Regions from separate parts of the Homo sapiens genome. Here region 2 is linked to region 1. Evidence: chromatin contacts called from ENCODE Hi-C or POLR2A ChIA-PET data. All regions are on one chromosome and are shown on one strand. The core of a region is the stretch at or near the end of the contact, and the rest is flanking DNA. Distances in the headings are between cores, read along the strand shown. Region 1 holds the start of LINC01814 (long intergenic non-protein coding RNA 1814). Region 2 has its middle 110 kb from the start of LINC01814.

Evidence for each region. A loop is a pair of places that touch in the nucleus more often than their neighbours do. ChIA-PET counts read pairs that join two places held with the same protein, here RNA polymerase II (POLR2A). Pooled maps may share reads with other maps.
Region 2: a map of GM12878 shows a loop between it and region 1 (4-fold over the local background). The contact joins the enhancer-like site here to the promoter of LINC01814 in region 1. A Hi-C loop is called at or near these places in 5 of 168 maps with a recorded cell type or tissue (B cell, GM12878, OCI-LY7 and 1 more), 4 of 37 single-sample maps with no recorded cell type and 10 of 50 pooled maps. POLR2A ChIA-PET finds 5 or more read pairs at or near these places in 3 of 52 experiments (GM12878, OCI-LY7 and activated T-cell).

The regions. Positions count from the first base shown.
Region 1 is chr2:8,579,235-8,586,334 of GRCh38, forward strand. It overlaps LINC01814 (long intergenic non-protein coding RNA 1814), which reads right to left and starts at 4,558. Exons shown (of 6, transcript NR_110257.1): 1 at 4,483-4,558; 2 at 677-813. RefSeq lists a silencer at 4,449-4,818 and enhancers at 4,496-5,175, 5,176-5,854.
Region 2 is chr2:8,472,554-8,479,771 of GRCh38, forward strand. No RefSeq gene overlaps it. Among named protein-coding and RNA genes, the nearest start is that of LINC01814, 110 kb to the right of the region's middle. RefSeq lists an enhancer at 2,905-3,074. Within about 2 kb of position 5,123, at least 12 of the 41 ENCODE cell types and tissues checked have a DNase peak (open chromatin) inside an H3K27ac peak, as active enhancers do; they include GM12878 and OCI-LY7, where a contact is called at or near this core.

The DNA.
Region 1 (7,100 bases), core at 3,308-5,807:
AGGTGAGATGGCTCTCCCAATGCAGGTGGCTGAGACAAATTATGCCAGGAATTTGCACATTTATCCTACTCAGTAAAGAGTTGCACCTCTATAGCTCTCCCCCCATTTTATTATGGGTTAATGTGGTTAAACATTTTAATTTTAGAAATAATTGCCAACAATTCAATAGCACACACTGGCTCCATGTCGCACAGTTCATGATTTCTCCATGCACTGGGACAGGAATATTTTTAGGCCCTGTTCAAGTTACCCACCCTGGCTGCAGATGAAATATTAATTAAAGGTTACACTTTCAGCCTTCAGAAAATGATTACTCAAGATAGCAATTATATTTTCCCCTTTTTGTATAATAACACTGCACCTTGCTGTGCAGAGGAATTAATAATTCTAAACCCTGTTGTTATAGAGGCAGCATCAAAGCTGAAGGAGGAGGCACATGCCCAAGAGGGGAAAACACAAACACGTTTAGACCCACAAAGAAAGTGGCTGACTTCAAAAGAGCAGGATTCTGCATTCAGCGCTGGGATCATTTCTCAAGGTCATTAATTGCTCTAGCTGTCTAAGAGCGTGGCCCAATTACAAAGAATACAGAGACACAGAAATTAGAACAGAACATAGTTGCAGCTCAGACTCCAGGTCACTAGGAAGCTCGGCAGATCCACAGCCTGGCATGCACCTGGAGCCCATCAGCCAACTCCTCCAGGTTCCTTCCAAGGGATTCAGACATCCGGGGCAGCCAACTGATTCAAGAACCAACAGTTCATAGCTTTCCAGGCAATTTCCACAGCGAGAAGAAAAAAGGAAGCTCAAGGCCTGGAAAATAGTAAAAAGAATAGCTGCCATTTATTGAGTGTCAACTATGTACCAGGAAAACTCAGTGAGGCAAGAATTCCAATCTTCACTTTATAGATAAAAGCACTAAAGTTCAGAAAGATTAAATGACTTGCCCAGGGTTACAGAGCGAATGGCAGAATTAGGACTCAAACCAACGGACCCACAATTGCATGAGGACTGGGCTGTGCCAGTCTCATTTACTGTTGTACCCCACAGCCTATCTTGCATTGCACCTGGTGCATAGTAGGTGCTCAATAAATTTGACTTATTTAATGAATGAACAACTGAACTTCTGAATCGATCATCCACGCTTGGAAGGCGAAACTCTGCTACTCAGCAAAGGAGACTTAAAAAAAATTGCGACTTTAAATGAGTCTCAACATTCAGGGAAGTGGGGTAGGTGGGGGAAAGGGTGAGCATGCAGCTTCGCACAGATCACTCCAGCAGGCACTCACCAGCACCACCCCCAGTGCACACTCGAATGTTCCCCTAGAGGCATTGTCAAATATTTTCCATACGACAAAATAGGAAATTAGTACATGAAATGAGTGGTATATGGTACGATAGCATTATGGCTTATGTTGTTCTGTGACCATGTGACAATCAGGCATTTTTCACGAAGCTCCCTCGGGGAGCCCTTTGGTGACTGTGTCCAATCAGGCCCTGACCCTGAGGGGAGGTCCCACGGTCCTTCCTGCCCTTTAAGCATGAGAATGGAGCAGATGAGAACATCCTTACAGCCTTTCTTTCTGGGACAAGATTGCAGGTGACACAGGAGTAGATACGTGGGCAGCTGTGCCTGCCACTGCTGGAGCGAAAGGCCAGACCAGCAAGGGAGAATCTGCTGACGGACTGGAGGTGGGCAGAGCTGCTGAGGCAGGAAACACTGAGCTGCCCCAGGGTCACCGACATGGGGCTTGAGGGCTTCCTCCTAGGGAAGGGAGAAGGAAAGTCTCCCAAGGGCCATGACAGTGAGGAAAAGGGCCCCAGGAGGCCAGCTCCAGAGAGGACAGGGACTCTCAGCAGGGTGGGAGGGGCAGATGCCTGGGCAGATAGATTCTTCAGGTCTGAGGTTTCTTCTGGAAATTGCAGTGCCACTGCGTACAAGTCAGCAGCTGGGGGCATCCTCCATGATCTGGAAGCTGGGAGGAGCAGGGCAGGATGTGCGGAGAGACTGTTAGGAGGCCCCACCTCCCACAGGGAGCTCACTAGCTCTTCAAGCAAAGGGTGCACTGGCATCAGGACTTCCTGCAAGCAGGCAGGCAGCACACCAGGAGTGCGGGCACCACCCAGCACCCAGGCTGGTGAGACAGCGGCGGAGGCAGCCAGCAGGAGGGAACTCACCTTTCTTGAGTGTCCAGCAAGGCCGGCACTGTGCTAGGTGTGGAAGCTGAAGCCCCTGCACTGAGGATGGTGCAGCCCATGGGGAGGGCAAACACAGAAACAAACTTCCTACAGCCTGAGTGCAGCCTGGGCCCCTCCGCCTGCCACCTCCTGCAGGGGTTGGTGTTTTCACAGAGGGCTCAGCTGAAGTGTCCCTGAGGCACCTTCCAACCCTGCATCCTATGAGACTGCCTTATCAGCTCACCCTCTAGGATGAGGACATCCTGGCAGAGACACTGATAAGCCAAGGCCAAGGCCACAAAGGAAAGGGAGGGGCCGATGGAGGCCAGACCTGGAGATGTGGGAGCCAGGGCACAGGGCCCCAGCGCTAACTTTTGACCACTGTGGACACACACTTCAAGTGCATCACCTCAGCAGCACTGGTCCTGAGAACTCTGGGGAGATGGCAGGCAGTCCTCTGGCTTCCAGGGTCTACTCATACGCTAAGCTCAAGATTGCTGGAGCTCTGAAGGGGCTCTGTGCCACACTGCGGGCTCCTTCCACTGTTTCGGGCATAGCACTGAACCCCGAAGAAAGTTCCAGGCCTAGTTCTGGAACCTCTAGCACATCCCTGAATTTCTCAGAGCTTCAGTTTCTTCCACTGCTCTGCCAAGGGAAGGGAGTCACCTCGTCACCAAGGCATCGTCCAGGTCTGACACTCCATGACTGTGATTCCATTTGGTTTCTTTAAATCCCATTTTTACTTCTTGCTTTAGCACTAAAGCAAACTCCAGGCACTAAACTCAGGAGATGGGCCCATCTCTTTTGCCCCAAGTCCTAACACTCCAGAAAAGGCATCTGGAGCAGTCTGTTCCTTCTGATGCAAAATAAATCCACTGACACTCATCCTCCCTGGGCACCCAGGCCCAGAGCCCAGAGAACAGGCGGCTGCCTAGAGGCATCAAGGCCACCAGCCTCTTTCCCCCTCCACTGCCCTTTAAGTCCTTCCCTGGGCTTGGCTGAGGAGGCAGCAGGGAAAAGAGGCACAACTGCAGGAGAAAGGAGGAGGGCGGGTGGACGTGGCCAGACCCAGGAGGCTGCAGGGAGCTGGGACTCAGCACAGCAGCCTGGGAACTCCACTTTCAGCCTCGGCTAAAACCCCATGCCCAGAGTTCCTCAAAAAGCCCCTCAAGTCCCTCAAAGGCCCCAAAACATGCTGGGTGCTGAAGACAATGGCCTGCAAGCTTCACATGAGAAACTGAGACCCTCTGTCCCCACTCTTCCAGCAAGTTGAGGCCATTTTCTAGGAATGGTGAAGTCAAAGAAGCTGCTCTTTTCACATTACTCAGAAACACGCACTACCCCCAATCACAGATGCCAGCCATGCACAGGGGCCCGTTCTGAAGGCAGGGGCAGGTGCACCAGCCCAGGAGCCCAGAGAAACTACAGCCAGCGCTGCCTCGGCTTAGGGAACCTGCGGCCGGCTTCCTGGGTACAGCCATCGTAGGAAAGAGGGCCTTTCCTCAGCCAGCATCCCTGCCCCTTCCTCCACCACCTTCCCTCTGTGGGACTGCTCCCAGGCAGACCTGGGGCCTCAGCCAGCATGGGCAGGAACTCCCAGAGGACACGGGAAGGACTCCTGAGGTGCGGACTGGAGGTATGGGCGCCTTGCAGCACAGGGCCTAAGAGGAGAGAAGCAGCTCAGCCTCCCCAGGTGGAAGGAGGCACCCCTTTCCTTCCAGGACAGCAACCTGTTGGTTTGTCCCAGGCCTGGTCAGGTGGGGCGAGGCTGCTCCTGGCGAACTAGGGACTCCTCTGCCCAAGCCCCTTCTCAGGGGAGGAGACCGGCATCCTACACACCCATGTCCACCATCCATGAACATTTACTGATCTCTCAGTAAGTCCCAGACCCTGTGCTAGGGTCCCTGCGATCACGAGCTCATAGACCAGATAAGCGCAGAGAAAGTTGTAATTAAACTACCCAATGCAGAACAATGACCAGCCCAGGTCAGGATACAGACCCAGGGCCATGGCTTAAGCAGCAGAGGGCCTGGGGCGTGGGCGGGGGTGCAGGGGAGGGAAAGGTCCAGAGAGAGGGTGTGACCCTGCAGGTCCGGCATAGCCAGGCATGAGGGCACTCCAGGTGGGAATGTGCCGCCCCAACCCCGGGCACCCCCCGGGGAATCCGGCGCCCGGTGACACAGGCCGCCCTCTTTGAGGGCCTGGATTGAGGAAGTTGGGGTCAGAGCTCCAGACTGGAGTCCCTCTTGCTGAATTCCCCTTCCAGACATCAGAGGCAAAGAGGAACCCTCATTCAGAGACCACCTGCACCAGCGCTTCCGGGCTGGGTCAGAAAAACAGGTCGTCCTCGCCGCCCGCGCCGGCGCCTGCAGCAGGTTCCTCTTCTGGGAGCCAGCACGCAGCCAGAGCTCCAGGGAGGGGGGTGCACCCCGGGGGTGGGACCCACGGGGCGGGGCCAGGCGACACCTCGCCCACTGCCGTGACTATGCCCAGCCCCAGCCAAAGCCCGCCCACTGCCGCAGCATGCCACGCCCCCTCCCGGCCCGCCTCGCAGGGTCATGTTCAAGGTCCTGCCCACCGCTCCTCCCACAATCCAGCCTCAGGGAGGGCCTCCAGGCTCACCTTCCCAGCCTCATTCCGCACAGCTTGCTACTCTCCACACGCACCGCCTCCCGTCTCCAGGCATACCAGCCGACCTGTTGGTCGCCTCTTTTCAAGTCCCCCTCATTGCTTAAGACCTTTCATCATTCCTAGGCCTGTGTATAATCTTTCTCTCTTTTACACCCCCCGCCCCTACCCTGGCAATCAGGGCACACATCGAATCCTGCCGGCTACTTTAACAGCTTCAGGCAGACCCCCATGGTTTCCTCCCGGCGAGGCACTTTGAAGTCCTGAAGAAATAAGTGTGAGGTGGTATGAGAGGGGCTCCTCGGTGACTTCCACAGGCCTCCATATCAGGCCTTCCCCTGCAGAATTCCATGGACCTCTCGGGGGTCCAGGACTCCTTCACAGCAGGGAGGCCCCGAACAGGAACCTCGGGCCCTGCCTCGGGATCAGCGGGATCAGCGTTCCTCCGGGGCTGACTGGAGAACTTTCCTTTATCTGCAGGACCCGCTGGGGTCTCCCGGGCCTAGGCTTCCCTCGGAACTGCATCTCGAAGGGCAGCTCAGCTCGCACTCCGCGCACCTACTGTGTGCTCTCTAAGCTGGACACCAGGAAAGCTCTGCGACTCTGCTGTGAACTCTGGGGTCAGTGAGACCCCGGGGTCAAAAGCTGGCTCTGCCGCTCACCATGGCTGTGACCCTGAGAAAGTTGTCTAACTTCCCTGAGCTTCGGTTTCCTAAGCTGCAAAATGGGAACAGCAATCGTTGTCTGTCTTGCAGCCTTGTTACAATGGCCGAAGGAAAGAGCATGGCACGGAATGGGTTCTCAGTTAGAGGCTACAGAATACCCAGCTCCTCCTGCAGGTGAAGAGCACCAGCTCTGAGCCAAATGACCTGAGCTCACACACGGGCTCTGCCAGACACTGGTTGCATAACCTTGAACAAGTTTCCTCATCTTTCTGTGCCTCGGTTTTCTCATCTGTAGAATGGGCATAACATGGTGCAGTGTTTCTACTTGGGAGGGATAAAAATGGTCTGGAAGTTGATAGTGGTGACGGCTGCACAACCCTATGAATATAATTCACATCGCCAGGTTCTGATATGAATTATAAAATATAAATTATAAAAATGATAAGCTTTATATATTTTTCCACAATTTTTAAAAATATGCCAAGAAGCAATGGATTGTACACTTTCAATGGGTAAATTGTATAGTACGTTAATTTCTCTCACTATAACTGTTTTTAGAAAATGTTAAGAATGGAGATAATAATAATGTTACCTACCTCTAAGGGTCATTAGAGGAGAATGAATGAGTTCACACAGTGCTTAGAAGAGCTTACAATAGTGACCAGCACAGGATAAACCCTTAACTGGTGTTGACTGTCATATCAAATATACCTCATATGTCACTTCGTTTCATCTCTGAAACAACTCTACGGGTTAAAATGTATTTTTCCTTATTTTATGGGCAAGAAAATTGACAATCAGAAAAGTTAAGTCACTTTTTTTTTTTTTTTTTTTGAGACGGAGTCTCACTCTGTCGCCCAGGCTGGAGTGCAGTGGCGCGATCTCAGCTCACTGCAAGCTCCGCTTCCCGGGTTCACACCATTCTCCTGCCTCAGCCTCCTGAGTAGCTGGGACTACAGGCACCCCCCTCCACCACGCCCGGCTAATTTTGTTTTTGTAGTTTTAGTAGAGACGGGATTTCACCGTGTTAGCCAGGATGGTCTCGATCTCCTGACCTCGTGATCCACCCGCCTAAATGCTGGGATTACAGGTGTGAGCCACTGCGCCTGGCCAAGTTAAGCCACCCATGTGGAAGTTGCAGAGCCAGGATTCAAACCCCAATTACGTCTGATGCCACAGTTAGTCCAGGTCTTGGGGAAGATGTTGAGAAGATGGTATGTCGCTGTCTTACCTGGCTGAGTAGCCACAAGCAACAAGCCAAAGGGCACCCTGAGGGGAGAACACTGTGGCTCTCAGTGGCCGCCTCGGGAGAAACAGCAGCAGCTACACCTGCAGGTGGGGGGTGGGGAAAGAGGCTGCGGTAGGCAAGCGAGTGGTGGAGATGGGGGAGGATGCAACTTCCCTGATCCATTTAGAACTGAAACGTCCCACTCACTAGTGCCACCAGCTCCCACTATAGCCAGTGCACCTGACATGCAACAAGAGCTTGAAACCGCGTCACCTTCCTGAGGAAACAGAAGCATGACGGGGTTTGGGGATCGGTGAGAGTCTGGGTTTTCTGGGGCCTTTTTCATTTTGTTTGAGGATCCTTTTTAAATTGTTATTATTCGACCCACTCAGAAATGCCTG
Region 2 (7,218 bases), core at 3,873-6,372, 110 kb before region 1:
TGCAGTCCCCGTGAGAGTTGACTGAGAATCACCATACACCAGATGTCTAATCCCCAGGTTCCAACACCTCCCTCATGCAGCCACTATAAGAGGAAAAATGGCTTCCACACCCACCCAAAATCTTCGCTGCAATGCTGTTTTGTCCTTCCACCTTGGCCAATAAAGCCACTTCCTTGTGCTTGAGGCACCTCAGTATCCCACTTCTACTTCTTTCTTGACTTTCATTTCTTATACCTTGTCTTGAGCCACATCCTCTGTGCTAGAAACAGCTCCCACTTCCTGCTGGCCCAGCACCTCTGAGCACTTCCTCTCCATGGCTATACTCTTTCAGGAGTTTCTACACCCATATCACTGGGGGCTGTTTCTAAACCCTCCTCCGGTTGGGAAAGTGGAAAGTTGGTAAGTTCCCTGTAAAATATGCTGTGTGCTAGAGACCAGGAGGCCTGTCCAGTTCCCTATGTCCAATATGGGACAGCTCAGAACCTCTCATTCCCACCTCTAAGCAAAAGCAAGAGTTTTCATGTGAGTTTCTGAAACTTGGCACTTAATGCTGTTGTTCTCATGGTGTTGAGATAAGGAATACGGGTCAGTGTATGAACTCCAGCTTCCCCACTAACCGGCCTGCGATCTTGAGCCCTTAACCTCTGTGAGCCTCAATCTATTAAGTAGATAAGACGCAGTCTGTATTCAGATGACAATTACAAGGTTGGTATTAGATTCTATGGTCAGGCAAGACAAGGCCTGCAGGAGGGAGGAAAAGGGGGATTCTTCCTGGCTGAGGTAAGGAGGAAGGGAACATCAGAGCTGAGCCCTTCCAATTCCCATAAGCCCTATAAAGTTAGATTTATGTAATAAGTTTATTATAGAAGAATAATAGTAACCATTTATGGAATACCTACTTGGCAACAAGTGCTAAATATGCCTTGTTCCTTACCCTGGCAACATGGACCTTCGTGTTCCCATTTTGCAGATGTGGAGTATGAGGCTGAGAGGTACATGACTTCCCTCCAAAGCCTGGTGGAACCAAGTCTGTCTGGAGGCCCTACCACTGCCACACACCTTCCTGGTGTTATTTGTAGCTCTAGAAGAAGAGAAGGACTCTAAGGTCAAAGGTGTTAGAGGTATTGTAATGAGATGATGAACCAGGAGGCCTCTGGCATTCCCTCTCCCTCTCCTAAGATGGTCCTTCTTTACAGACATGGGCAGAACTAAAGCCTTGGAAAGAGCCTAAGCAGACAAGCAGCCAGGGAAAAGGGCACCCAGGTCCTGGCTGGCACCAGCCTGGCTATGGAGTCCTCCCCACAGGAAAAAGATGCCGATGTCAAGAAACTCAAGCTTAAGTCAGTAACAGCACCCTGATGGCCTTGGTCACTTCCTCAGGGCACCTGGACACACCCCAAGGCCTTACAGAATTTCAAATTTGGTTCAATGGCAGTGTCTGATTTTCTAGACTTACAAATCTGTAGATTATCCAGAAGAGCAACCAAAGTGCAATTATTTTTATGGTGGTCTCTGCTGTAAGACATTTTGCAAATTCAGAGTCCTATGCTTCAGAATGAAAGCTCTTCCCAAACTCCAGGGTCAATGGATTAAAGGAATGGATCTGGCTCTTGGCAGTGCCTGGGATGGCCAACATGCAAGCTCCCTAACCCCTTACCTCCTCCCTAACCCCTCACCTGTGTTACAGGTGAGACAGCCCTGTCGGTTCTCCTAGGGAAGGGGAGATGCATCAAACTGATGACAGCTACAGAGTGCTGAGACACGGAGTGGACATGGACACCAAGATGGCCGTAGGAGCTGCTGATGAAGCAGTGCCCGAAGTGACTGCTATTAGGAATAGCACAGAACGAGTTTCTTCATCACCTCCTTCGAGAGGGTGCCGTGATGGAACAGACGTAATTTTCACCCTCAGCTGGGGTGGACACCCTGCTATACAGTGATTAGCTCTGTGATCTTGAAGAGGTCATTTCAATTCTTGGCCCTTTGTTTCCTCATCTGTAAAATAGGGTTGACAACGTCCACCTTACAAAGGTTTCATAAGAATTAAAGGAGAGGGCTGGGCACAGTTGCTGACACCTGTAATCCCAGCACTTTGGGAGGCCAAATAGGGCAGATCACTTGAGGTCAGGAGTTCTAGACCAGCCTGGCCAACTTGGTGAAACCCAGTCTTTACTGAAAATATAGAAATTAGCTGGCCGTAGTGGTGCATGCCTGTAATCCCAGCTACTCGGGAGGCTGAGGTAAGAGAATCGCTTGAACCTGGGAGGCGGAGGGTGCAGTGAGCCAAGATTGTGCCACTGCACTCCAGCCTGGGTGACAGAGCAAGACTCTGTCTCAAAAAAAAAAAAAAAAAAAAAAAAGAGAGAGAATCAAAGAAGGGGATGTGGGAAAAGCCTTTGGCCCATAGTAGGTCTTCAACAGAAGGGAGCACACTTTGGTGAGAGCCTGAAAGGTTAGCGACCTATAGCTAGGCTTCTAAACAGAAACCCCAAGAATGGGATTCCCCATGGCAGCCAGGAACCCCTGCAGCCTGCAAGGTGTGTATATGGCCCAATGGGCCCACCATGGAAAAGAGCACCACCCCCTGCCCTAATTAGCCTCAGGCGCTGAGGGCCCTTAAAGAATTGTGAGAGATCTCTGATGCACAAATTAGATGCATTTGCCAAAGGAAGTTACAATGTTTAGCTTTCCTTCTACTTCCAGAATCAAGTGCTCCAAATAAACACTTCCAAAAGTGCAGGCCTAATGGCTGCATTAGGTGCTAACAAATCGTTAAAAGGTGGATGATTTTTTCTCGTGGTTTCTCACCCAACTCCCCCCAGCAGGCTTCCTCAAATGATTGATGGTCTCCATGGCAACCGTGGAAGTCCTGCTCACCTGAATTCCCCAACCCCGTCACTCAACCAGTTTGCAGGACAGTCGGGACTGCACTGAGCCCTCCGGGATCCCTGAACAAAGGTTATTTTGAAATAGCTTACGTGGCCAGGAGGTGAGTACTTTGTTCCTGAAACCAGGTGCTGAGATGACAAATACTTCCCCTTAACGGTTGGGGCTTCATCAGACAGGGGACCGTAGGTCTGATGTACATTAGAATAATCAGATGAATTGAAACAAGGAAGAGCATCAACCAGGCTATAGGCCTGTGAGCAATTTCTGTAGAAATGTAAGCCAAAGAAGTGATGTTAGGCTCCACAAGTAGCCATTGTTTGTAACATTTCTGCAATAGCACCACCTGAAAAAGCAGCCACTTATTGTCAGGGCTCTTAAAAAAAAAATAAATACTTCCCTAAAATCAGCGCAGCACACGTCAGTATAACGGCTGTCACCTGCTAGCTGTTTGGACCGTGCTAAAACCTTTTTCCATATTCAAAAAGGTTGTTTCAACTACATTTAAGCAGGAAAAATCAATGAGGGAAAATCACAAACTGGATCCGGCTACAAGGAGCTCAGAGAGGAGAAAATCAGGCTTTCCCAGCCTGCAGAGCTCCCTGCCAGACAAATGACAATGACAGGGACTGAAATTAAAAGAGAAGGGACACAACGCCCTTTCCACTTAACTCCAAGGGCAAGCTCTTTTGGTTTGCAGCTACATTTGCCAACCCCTCACCTAGGATTCTCCCGAGAGATATAGGAGACATTTCCAGACTCTCAAAGGAGCCCATAAAATTGCTTTAGAAATGGGACTAACCTTTTGCAAGGTGAGAAGTCTGCCTTCATTACATATCTTAGGAAAAAAAAATAACTATGAGAAGCAAGACTCGAAATCTACCACAAGAAAACACCAACAACAAACGGAATTAATAACTCTGAACACCAAAGAATGTACCTGCTCTTTCATTCAACCAGCTTTTATTAAACTATTACCTACCAGACACTGTGGGAGTTACTGGGATGTTGGGGTGTATAATTCTGGATCTGTGCCCTGGAGGAGCTTGTATGGGAAAGACAGACACTAAACAAACAGTTGCGACACCGTGGACTAGCCCTGTGCCAACAGCAGGAATGAGGTGATATGGGAGCCAATTCACCCACTTGGAGGCTCAAGAACAGGGGGATTTTGCCAGATGCAGCAGGGTGATGATAGGATTAGACAGGATGATAATGGAAGTCCAGAAATGTGAGTTACAGCCTGTAATCCCAGCACTTTGGGAGGCCGAGGCGGGTGGATCATGAGGTCAGGAGATCGAGACCATCCTGGCTAACAAGGTGAAACCCCGTCTCTACTAAAAATACAAAAAATTAGCCGGGCGCGGTGGCGGGCGCCTGTAGTCCCAGCTACTCGGGAGGCTGAGGCAGGAGAATGGCGTGAACCCGGGAAGCGGAGCTTGCAGTGAGCCGAGATTGCGCCACTGCAGTCCGCAGTCCGGCCTGGGCAACAGAGCGAGACTCCGTCTCAAAAAAAAAAAAAAAAAAAAAAAAGAAATGTGAGTTACAGCCACACCTTAAGGCACACCTCTCACTTCCTTAGTGCCCTATGAGAATGCCTGGCCCCTACGGCTGCAGAGCAGTACAAAGGTTAACGAGATGTGGGAAACCACTCAGAATTTTTATGCTAAAGTCATTACATTTGAGAGCGATTTCATATTGGCTGGACTTTGGTCTCAGTCAATATGATTTCATCTGGCACCATTTATGTTACCAACTTAAACTGGCTGCTATTTCCCCAAAAAAGTATTTCCCTAAAAATCTTCACATATATGTCTGCCTTTTCATCAATTAAGGAGTATTTACTGCACACCTCCATGTGTTCATATCCTATTTGACATCTATAAATGAATCTTAAAAAGTGCAACTAAGCAAGCGTGTATCAGTGGCATCCATCTTCTGGTTTTCCTTTTCATTTTGATTGGTTTGCTATTCAATATGTACGTGCAATTTTTTTCTTCAAGAAAGGATTCAGCCTATCACACTTGTCTGTGTTTTTGGTTTCTGTGGAAAGAGCCTAACATGCAGTGGACACCAGGATAATGGCATTTGGCAACAGAGGTCAATGCTACCTGTGGGGACTGGGGTTTCACTATCCCCAGGAAATGGACCTACATGTTAACAAGGAAAGTTTGCCATTTACCGGGCTTCTGATGGTAACAGATTTGAGAGAACTAGCTGGTGAGTGGCACCAACAAGAAGTCAGCGATCCATCCGGGGTGGCCCAGGCTCAGCCACACAAGAGAAACTGCACTGTCCTCTGCACCCACGTCTGACATTGGTCCTCCCGTGAAGCTTCATGGGGGTGAGGACCAATGCTCCAGGGAACTCCTCCAACACACAGGATCGGGCCCTCCCCCTCCTCATCTGAGTTATATCTGGGCTCTCTTTTTCTTTAAGGGGACAAAGGAGAAAGAATGCCAAGCTTACTGGTGCATTAAATGATTGAGAAATGTTTGCCATTTAAAGCTGTTTCACTTCCTGCCTGATACCACAAAGAAGCTTTTTAATGAAGTTAGCCTTTGCCTTTCTCAATGCCACTATGCGCCTGGCTTGTTTTGCCCACTTTCTGTTTTCAAAGCTAGGTATGATCAGGAAACACGTGGTTTCTATTGTTTCAAACAAGTAAATTTCAATTCAGTCAATTTAGGGGAAAAAGTCAGGGGGCGTCCAAAGGACAGGGTAGAGGGGCGGAGCATACGAGGATGGCCGAGGGGGCACAGACAGCAGGCAGCGGGGTCCAGGTCTTCACCCTGCTCTGAAGGGGCCTGGCTGCCCTAAGTCAGCCCAGGCTCCCACGGGAAGCTGAGCCCTCAGGCTTGGGGGGTACTATGGGCTCCCAGAGTAGGGCCCCCCTCATTCCACACGTGCCCTTGCTGACTAAACCCTAAGCCCCAGGGTTGGCACATGACTTTCCACAGCTACAGCCAAAAAGACAAACACCACAAATTGCTTCGTGACCCCTTGTCAAGAGTGCTCCCAAAATGAGAAAATCTATACCACAAGAGTCCTACCACTGGGACACAGCCAACTTCAGGACCAGCACGAAAGCCCTGGCCAAACCATCCTGCTGCTACTAAAGTATGAGTTGTCCATATGACTGACAGAATCTCTGGTTTAAAGTAACTGTGGCTACTGCTTCTTCAGTGCTTATGGGCATGTCGGGTACTTAGCACTTGGTGTACGCCTATTCATTTAATCTTCCCAGCATCTTGCAAGACAGGTGTCGCTATCTCTTTTTACAGATGAGGAAACAGAGACAGAAAGAAGCTAAGGAATTCCAAGGTATCTGGGTCAGCTGCTGATGCAGCCCTACCCAAGGTGTGAGAATGTAAGTCCATGCTCTGTATTACCAAGTACAGTGTTCCAGGGTTTTCTGTTCTGCCCCCACCTCCACCCCCAGCCAATACCTATGTTTGAAAAAGGCCCGTTTCTAGCAGCGTGTTCATATTTATTCATTAAGTACTTATGAAGGGTCCACTGTTGGTCAGGTCCTGGAGATAAAGAGATGAATATCATGGTATCTGTCTTCTACACGTGTACTCTCCAGTACCCTCCACGATGGTGCCACTAGCCACATGTGTCTATTGATTGCTCAAAATTTGACTAATATGAATTGAAATACGTAAAGTGTAAAATACACACCAGGCTTCAAAATCTTCTTATGAAAAAAGTGTAAAATATCTTAATCATGTTTCTATTGAATCTTATTGAATCTATGTTAAAATTATATTTTAATATATGGATTAACTAAAATCATTTTTATTTCCATGCATTTCTTTTCCTTTTTAAAACGTGGCTGCTAGATAGTTTGAAGTGACCTACGTGGCTCACGTTCCATTTTTATCGGATTGCACTGCGCTAGAGGCACATGTCTGGAGAGGAGGAGACGTGAACAGAGCTGTCCCCATGGCCCAGGCAGGCAAGGAAAGCAAAGGAAGCATGAAGGGAGGCCAGAGGAAAGCAAGGGAAATGCCACGCCTGCCTTACGAGCTCCGACAGGGAAGTCGAGCCCTCTTATCAGTGGTCTAGTTGACTGGAGAGATAATCTACCACGCTCGCCAGCCTGTTCTGGAGAGACTCAATGACAACCCTATCACGTTAGAGGACCTGGCTCAGCAGTAGAACACAGGCTGGCAGCAGAGACTGTGGGATTCAGCTCTGGACACCAGCACCAGCTCAGATGGGAGCTCTGCTGTGGTTTTCACTTTGCTCTGGCTTTATTTTTATCAAAAGTATTCCAGGCCCCAAACCTCCCTCCTTAAACTTCCAGGAGAGGTTCAAAAATCCCAC